Linked DNA regions of Homo sapiens: region 1 is linked to region 2. Evidence: read pairs that join two places in POLR2A ChIA-PET (ENCODE). Cell type or tissue: A673. All regions are shown on one strand. Each heading gives the region's core, and the rest is flanking DNA. Links, peaks and the distances in the headings are about the cores only.

Region 1 (4,401 bases), core at 97-4,096, 170 kb after region 2:
CTCACAAAAGACTTATTTTTCCCCCAAACAGATTTAATTGTCATCTGCTTGATCTTGTTGGCTGAGATTTTTAGTACTCTTTGGCAGGGATTAAAGCTTTTGAGGGGCCTAGCTTTATATAGACATCTCAGTTCCTGGCCTCTGCTCAGGTGAGGATAAGAGGCCTTCTGGACCTGATGGCATTAAAACCCTAGTTGTTACCAAATCAATACTGCTGCTTCCATTCACCTCCCAAGGTTGTCGCAGTCTCACTTCTTATATTTATCAGTCTGGCTTTTAATTCCCTCCGTGTTTCTGGCCGTCTGGCCCTTGGGGACTCCTGTTTCTTCTGGACAGATCAGCTAAAAATTAACTTTTTTTTTTTTTTGGCTATTTTAAACCCAGTGCTCCTAAGGACTTATAGTTTTCATAGTAGCTTAGTCTACCATGTTGCTGAAACCAGAAGAAAAAGTAGATATGTATCCAACTACATAATATCTACCCCACCAGATACATACCATAATAGGCAACTGAAGAAAATCCTGTGGAAATTCAGAAAAGGTAGTCATTAATTATGGTTGAGGGCTTGAGAAAGTCTTAATGGAATAACAGTTGAGTTGGGCTTTGAAAAATGGATAGATTTTAACATGAAGAGGGAGAAGAGTTGAGTACCTGGTAGAGGAAATCCCAGATAAGGAATGAGCGATCATGAAGATGCTTGTCATTTTGTGAAGTAGATTATAGTCCTATGTGGTTGGACTTACATACAGCCTTATTAAAGGCCGTCTTTGGGGAATGTGTAAAACCTTGCTTACATACAAGGTCTCTCATGGTGCTTTGTGTGTCATACATGCTAGATATTTACCAGGCAAACAAATACACGTGAAAGAATGTCACCAAGAGAAGGGGTGGAGGCTGAGTATGCAGAATAATACTCAACCTCACTGTGTCTCAGTATTTTCACCTAAAAACAAGAGAGTAAAAAGGTAAGACCCTTCAAACTACTTTTGGTTCTAATATTCTGTAATAACAATTTCTATAACTTAATACCAATCCTAATTAGTTCCAGTTTAAGCAAGGAAAACATGTAGATAATGTTTTGTTAAGAGTAAATGAATTTGGTTGTCTATCTGCCATAGGGAAAGAAAGTGAAATGTAGTCTTGAAAAATGCTGTATAATCTGTTGGTCAGAACAAAGAGAATCAGGTTGATCCATTACAGGGCTATTATTTTATAACCTATTCAAAGTTGCTGCTATTCTGGGCTTAAAAAAAGAGACACTGCTTAGCACTTCCCTTTTAAGATTCCAGTTTTCAAGAGCTTTCTCTGTATGGAGGCTTCAGTTTCTAAAAATAAACAAAATAGGAAGATTTCTCCTTGGAGGAAACATTTAGCAACAACCACAAAAGTTCAAAAGGGAAATTCATTGTCCAACAAGAGGAAGGAGAAAAATCTAGCTTCCTTCCATTTAAAAAAAATTATTTTACTTGCTGAGTTTTCTAAAAGTTCCTTAGATTAAGAAGGAAAATGGGAAAGTCAAGAATATTACAGTTTGTATTTGAAAGGAGTGAACAACCAACCATCACTGCATCATTTAAGAATATATTTTTTAAAAAGCATAAAAGATACAAGCAATTATGGCTCATTTTTATGTTGCCCACAACGCATTTATTCATTGATTCATTCCTTTATCTATTAAATATTTGTTGAGCACCTAATGTGTGTCAGATGCTGTGCCAGGCACTGAGCTGGAGATGTGACTTGACTAGTAGCTCCGTAGTGGTCCCTCAGCATGGTAACCTCAGTCTTTTATTCTATGTGGTAGATATTGTGGACTGGCTAATTCCATTTGTAGTTCATCACTCTTCTAGTATGTTTTTCTCTACTGCAGAGTTTGGAAAGGTGAAGATTTCATTTCCCAAGACAGATTTTTCCAATTTGGTATACTTGCATGAGATCTGGGATGCAAAATTGAAGTGGAGCCTATTTTCCCGACTTTTGCCTGATTTCATTGGCAAACAAAGTCATGAACTGTGAAGTTTTCTGGTAGCAATGTTATTGTGTTTATTCTCCAGCTCCTTGTGGAGAGGAAGCTGAAGGCCATGTTCAGCTTCTTGATTCCCACTTCCTAATTTCTTTATTACAGCTATGACCATGTGTTCTCGAACCCAATTGCTCCAGTGGTGGCCTCAGAGGAATAGTGACTTGATTCTAAGGAGTAGATCTAGGATTCATTTCTAGAGACCAAGCTCTGTCAGGGATTTTCTTAACAATGAATTCCATGTGTTAAATCCTTTTCCGTTTAAAATATGAGGAGTGGTTTTTCTTTGCTACATTGAACATGCCCAGTACACTCTCTACTGTTATTTAGGATTATATTAGAACTCTTAGAGATGCAGTGTTTTGGGCCATTTTTGTTATATCTGATCCTTATATATATTCAGTTTATCTTTTCTTGCCAAATATTGCAATGGAAATTCCAGGTGGTCACTGGAATTTGCAATATGCTACAAAGTGTAAGAGCACATGCTCCCAGCCAGACAACTTCAGGTTCCCCAAGAGAATGTGAGCATCTCAAGAATAGGAACTTTGGTTTACCATGGATTCCCCAGGTTCTAGAACAGTGCCCGACACAAAATAGCCAGGCGTGGTGGTGGGCACCTGTAATCCCAGCTACTTGGGAAGCTGAGACATGAGAATTGCTTGAACCCGGGAGGCAGAGGTTGCTGTGAGCCGAGATCGCACCACTGCACTCTAGCCTGAGTGATAGAGTGAGACTCCATCTCGAAAAAAAAAAAAATTCTCTTGAATGAATTATTTCCAGTTCCTCCTGTAACACATACTAGCTGAATCATACACCCTCCTTGGGGAAGCCAGAGTCCATGCCTGGTGGTACTATACTTTACCAGAGGCAAAACTTCTGTGGCTCTAGGTAGGTTAGGCGTGGGTCCCAGGGCTGATGTAGGTCCTGTCATTATGGGTGTAATGGAGATTATGTTGAAGCCTGGCCTTCCCTCAAGGCAGATGTGGGATAGCTCAGGGAGTTGGGAAATGAATGGCAGTGGCTAGGATTCTTTATTGAGCAAGGAGGTGGAGCCAAGCAAATCTGAGGTATGCATATATGGAGTCTAACACACCCATTTGTATTCACATGTGGGACATCAATAGTCAGATGTACAGGTCTTCTGCCAGCCTAGCCTAGCAAAAATACAATGTTTTCATTGCCTGATGAGAGCAGTGTTTATTTATCTACTGATGATCACCTGATTGTCATTGCTCAGTCACAAATGTTATTCCAAAGAGACAAAATTTTTTTTCATCAGCTAAAATAGCTTCCTGGCATGATGTTGAGTAAGAGTTTAGAGTATGACAAGCAAAGGGATCCCATATTAGCCATGTGACTTGAGCAAGTTTTCAGACTTCTCTAAGCTTCAGTTTCCTAATAGGCCAAAGGGAGAAAGTAATAGCAGATAGTGGTAAATATTAAATTTATGTATGCAAAACACAAAGTCTTCCTGTCTTCTCTAGCTTAAAAATGTACCCAGTAATTAGTACTCTCCTCCCCTTCCTCTCTAAGGATTTCTACTCATTCCCTGAAACTTATTGCTTTGTGTAGTACATCATTCATTTGGGATTCTCATGCATTATTCACTGAGCAGCTACTACTGAAAAATATTGTGAATAGAGGCTATGGAGGATACAGAGATGAATAATAAATAATTATTTGTGATGCAGTAATAAATACAATAGTAGTTAGTTGAATTACCCGAAATTGCTGTTTTTATACGTCAAAAGTGGCCTACTTGTTCCAGTATCATAGAGTGCAACTTTACTGTTGGTGTGCTTCCAATCCAGTGATAAACACATAAGTACCTTAGGAAGTATTACAACGGAATTACATGCTGCTGCAGCTTGAATGCCTCCTTCAAAACTCATGTTGAAATTTAATTGCATTTATGATGGCATTAAGAGGTGGGATCTTAGAGTTGATTAGGTCAGGAGGGCTCTGTCCTTATGAATGGATTAACACCCTTATTACAGGAATGAGTGAGTTATTGAGGGAGTGGGCTCCTGATAAAAGGATGAGTTCAGCCAGATTTCCTCTGTCTTATGTGCTCTGCTCACTTGCCCTCTACCATCTATCTTCTGCCATGGGATAGTGCAGCAGGAAGGTTCTCATCAGAGGCCATCACCAGACTCTTGGACTTGCCAGCCTCCAGAATCATGAGCCAAATAAATTTCTATTGTTTATAAATTACCTAATCTCTAGTATTCTGTTATAGCAGCAGAAAACGGACTAAGACACACACTGAGTGAGATGTGGGTAAAAGAGAAAGAAAGATTACTTCTGGTGGGAAAGTTATGAGAAGAATTTGTGGAATAGGTGGGGTTAACCTGAGCCTAAAACTTGCAGAAAAGGGG
Region 2 (4,401 bases), core at 182-4,181:
GAACGGTATAGAGAGGAGATCAGAAATCACAGAACCCTCTGCTCTCGAAGGCCTGGAGGACAGCAAAACAAACACAGCCTGTGGATCTGATGCCAAAGAAAGCATTGCTCTTGGCACAAAGACAACTAAACCTGACCTAATTGTCCCTGTAGGGACAGGGTCAGTGTGAACATATTATTGACATTACCAAAAAGATACAGACTCCTAAACATCCCCCAAAAGGCTCCATGGTGCTTCTGTGGTGTATTAAGCATACTGTCTTCTCGCTTGTCATTATTTCTAACACCTTAAGAGGTTGTGATGCTATGAAAGCTTCAGCACACAGCTCTGTGCTTTGTAATTCAGCCAGAGCCACTTTTTGATTTCGGTATACACTCACAAATAAAGACTAGGCATATAAGAAAACTTGGCATGCTTATGAAATCTAACTTCTGGCATTAAGCATTTTTAGTTTTTAAACTGTTACTAACATGAATTTGAATTTCATGCTGAAATTTATGAAAAAAAGAACTTTCTTCCTCTATGACTGGATATGAAATCATTCACCAGATGGATGTTCTTTAACATCTTGTATTTCAGAAATCTGAAAACATACAGAACCACGGGGACCACTATTCTCATTTTAGCTCTAATCACTCTCCTCTGAAAACACCACCTGATTATCAATCCTGGTGAGTAACACAGTTGGGATCAGCACTGTAGCAAAATGTTTACTTACAGAATTAACGAATTATTCTTAATACGTCAACCCATGAATCATGAACAATGATTGCTGTGTTTTAAATGAGACATTAAGACCTCTCAACATGTGTACATGTATTTTTACACATGGATGCATGAAGCTAAGAGCCACCTCACCCTTTTGGACAATAGCTGGAAATAGAAATTATAACAAATGAATAAATAACATGTGGAGAAAAATCTGTTTCAAGCTCCTGCACATGGTAGGTTGTGTTTCTTGAGCACTGAATGCACTGTGCTTGTCCAAGCAGTCACTCAATAAATCTTAGCGAGTGACAGTGCAAATTTGCTAAACAGAAGTATGGGAAAGAAAGAAACCAACATTTACTAGGAATCTAGTCACTGTTTGTTAGTAGCTGTGTAAGGTACTTGTGTAATGTTTGAACACTTTATCCTTGGAAACAGTCACTGGAGGTTGAATGTAAACTAGGTTTCTGACATCCAAGCCCATCTTTCTTATACACACATTATCACCTTCCAAAGGGGAAGAATTCAGTAAATGCCAAGTTGGAATTCTTCAAAATAAAAATTATAGCTGTAAGCTGAAAATATTTAATTCCTTAAAAAGATAAGAGCATGCAGTAGCACCACACTGATTTGGGGGTTAAGAATCACACCAGGGTTTGTGCAAGGAGGAGAATCTATGCTTCTTTTAATGAACAGGGCTAGGAAGTCTTTGACTGGCTCAGGACTCAACAAACGCTTCAAAATCTGAAGAATGGTGTTTCTTAGACCCCAGTAAACCACAGCTGGGAAGTCAAGAACAGGGTCTCCTATCTGTCTCCAAGCCCATCTGTCTAAGTTACAGAGCAGCAGACAGAGCCCCGTTTCCTCCCTTGGGAAGCAGCTGTACAGCCAGCCCCTCATGGTTGCAAAGACAAAAGACTTGGCAAACCCTCTCCATTGATTCACATATTTTGAAGCTTTTGGATCATCTGCACCAAGCATATCCTCAATCACACTAAAAAGCAGGGTTAGATACACTTTTGTGAACATGTATAAGCAAGCACATCAATTTATTTCCCTCCGTGTGAAGCAAAGACAACAGTTGCTACTGTCATTAAATAGGTTTTTTATTTTAAAGCTAAATGAATCTATCACTTCAATTCTCCTTCCTGCTCCTCATTTTACCCAAAGTTAGAAGAGTCTATATATTCGCCTCTCCCTGGGGGCTGTGTTTGTGTTGCTAATTTAGTGATATCTGTAAGATAATCCCCTCACCAGTACCCCAAGAATCTCTCTCAAATTGAAGTAAATAAGATATCTACCACATAAGGAGACTACAACTCCCAAAAGTTATTATCTTTTTCAATAAAAGGCACAACAGAAGGTCTTCTGGGATACATTGTGGAACTTCTCCTAAGGGCCATCAGCAGTGTTACCTTTCAAATACTGCAGCAACATTTCCTCCACCACTTATTAGCCTACTGAATTCTACTTGACAATGGCTAATATTCTAAGCACAGAGTGAATGTTTTTGTTAAAACATGGGAGCTGTTAGCCTTTCTCAACCTCTTGCTGTCCCTGTAAAATTGTCTATGAAGGAACAATCCACTTTTGAAACTAATCATCATCAGAAGCAAAATAAAGTACTGCATAAAAATCGTTACAAACGTTATCTATTTCTTGTGCAACCTGTATGTAGTCTTTGTTTCTAATATGTAAAAAATGCTCTCTAGACTAAATTTTCCAAGAGAATATTTCTAAATATAATATGAATATCTCTTTTGTCTTGAGCCATACTGAACTTACATTATTCAATTATCTACCATTATATATGTTAAGTGATTCATGATTCTAACTCCAAATAATTTACATATGAATCATTTCATGGCAGTGTTCCACAGTTCTGAGTGAGAGTAAATGACAAAACTGCTAACTTGGCAAAGGACACTGCCTTATCTTTGGACATGGTGATTTTTAACGTACAAAGAGAGAGGAATGGGGGGGTATAATAGGAGACAAAACAACTCTCTCAAACCAGACTAATCATCTTGTCTCAACCCATCCCAGCCCATAAAGCAGTCCTTTCCTCTGTGTTCTCCATCTTATTCAACAAACCTGGCTGTCCCAAGCAGAAACAGGAATTGCACCGATTCCTCCTTTCGGGTGGATAATATACCCACAATCACCAATGTCTGCCCATTTACCTCCTTGGTGGCCTCTGAATCCATCCATTCATCCATTCAGTTCTCTCTGTTCCTCTTGCCAATCCCTTACCTAGACTTCTAGGCATTTGCACAGGTAGTTTTCTTTTTTTGAGAAGAGGCTCACTCTGTCACCCAAGCTGGAATGCAGTGGTGTGATCCCAGCTCACTGCAACCTCAACCTCCCAGGCTCAAGCAATCTTCCCGCCTCAGCCTCCTGAGTAGCTGGGACCACAGGTGTGCACCCAGTTAATTATTTTTTTGCAGAAATGGGGTCTCACTATATTGCCAGGGCTGGTCTCGAACTCCTGGGCTCAAGGAATCCTCCCACCTCAGCCTCCCAAAGTGCTGGGATTACAGGCATGAGCCACCATTCCAGCCATAGTTTTTTTTTTTGTTTTTTTTTTGAGACGGAGTCTCGCTCTGTTGCCCAGGCCGGACTGCGGACTGCAGTGGCGCAATCTCGGCTCACTGCAAGCTCCGCTTCCCGGGTTCACGCCATTCTCCTGCCTCAGCCTCCCGAGTAGCTGGGACTACAGGCGCCCGCCACCGCGCCTGGCTAATTTTTTGTATTTTTAGTAGAGACGGGGTTTCACCTTGTTAGCCAGGATGGTCTCGATCTCCTGACCTCATGATCCACCCGCCTCGGCCTCCCAAAGTGCTGGGATTACAGGCGTGAGCCACCGCGCCCGGCCCCAGCCATAGTTTTATCTGGAACTTTCTTTATCTACTTCTTGGCAAACTCCTATATACTTCTCGGGACCAGATTAGATCTCTCCTCTTCTAAGTCACCTCCCCTGCTCACTCACAGCTGGGTCAGGTAGTCCTCTCACCTGCTCTCATAGCCCCGAATCACAGCTCTCATCCCACCATCTTTCAACTGTTTGTGTGCTGGTCTCTAACCCTCTGGAACTGAGAGCTTGTGGAGGTTTTGGTTACCTCACTCTCCAGCAACTAGCACAGTTACTAACAAACAGTAGGTACCAAAGTGTTCACGTGAAGGAGTAGACACATCACGCACTGTGCTGCCCACAATGGCTTCACAGCTGGTGTCTGTGTTGCTCGGAGCACACTGCTGAGGAGAAAGTGGTGAGAGAGAGAAAATGTACAAATCACCACGTGATTTCTGTGATAAATATACGCAACAGACTGAATAATGGATACACAAAGACATCAAGTCCTAATCCCTGCAACTTGCAAATATTACCTTACTTGGGAAAAGAGTTCTGCAGATGTGATGAAGGGTTCTGCAGTGGAGAGATAACCCTGGATTGTGGCGGGGAGAGGGTTAAATGCCACTACAAATGTTCCTAGAGAAGCACAGGGAAGTTTCACACAGACAGAGAAGAAGGCAGCGTGAAGACGGAGGCAGAGACTGGTGGGATATGATCACAACCCAAGAATACTGCTGGTCACTGGATGCTTGCAGGCAAGGAACAGATTCTCCCCAAAACCCCCAAAGGAAGCATGGATTTCGGACTCTCAGCCTCCTGAACTGTGAAGAGAGTAATTT

What was found. ChIA-PET counts read pairs that join two places held together with the same protein. Peaks named below come from ENCODE experiments on the same cell type or tissue, not always from the same donor. Only the 100,000 strongest peaks of a DNase experiment are listed, where the experiment ranks them.
Region 1: POLR2A ChIA-PET joins it to region 2 with 8 read pairs; 6 of 35 experiments call an interaction of 5 or more read pairs at or near these places.

What each region holds. Positions count from the first base shown.
Region 1 is chr4:150,060,240-150,064,640 of GRCh38, reverse strand. No RefSeq gene overlaps it. Among named protein-coding and RNA genes, the nearest start is that of DCLK2, 16 kb to the left of the region's middle. In A673, for the core only: no CTCF peak of the experiment used is centred there; no DNase peak of the experiment used is centred there.
Region 2 is chr4:150,227,927-150,232,327 of GRCh38, reverse strand. The region is part of intron 8 of DCLK2 (doublecortin like kinase 2); the gene reads right to left. Among named protein-coding and RNA genes, the nearest start is that of DCLK2, 150 kb to the right of the region's middle. In A673, for the core only: no CTCF peak of the experiment used is centred there; DNase peaks (open chromatin) are centred at 1,577 and 2,617; H3K27ac peaks cover 795 bases.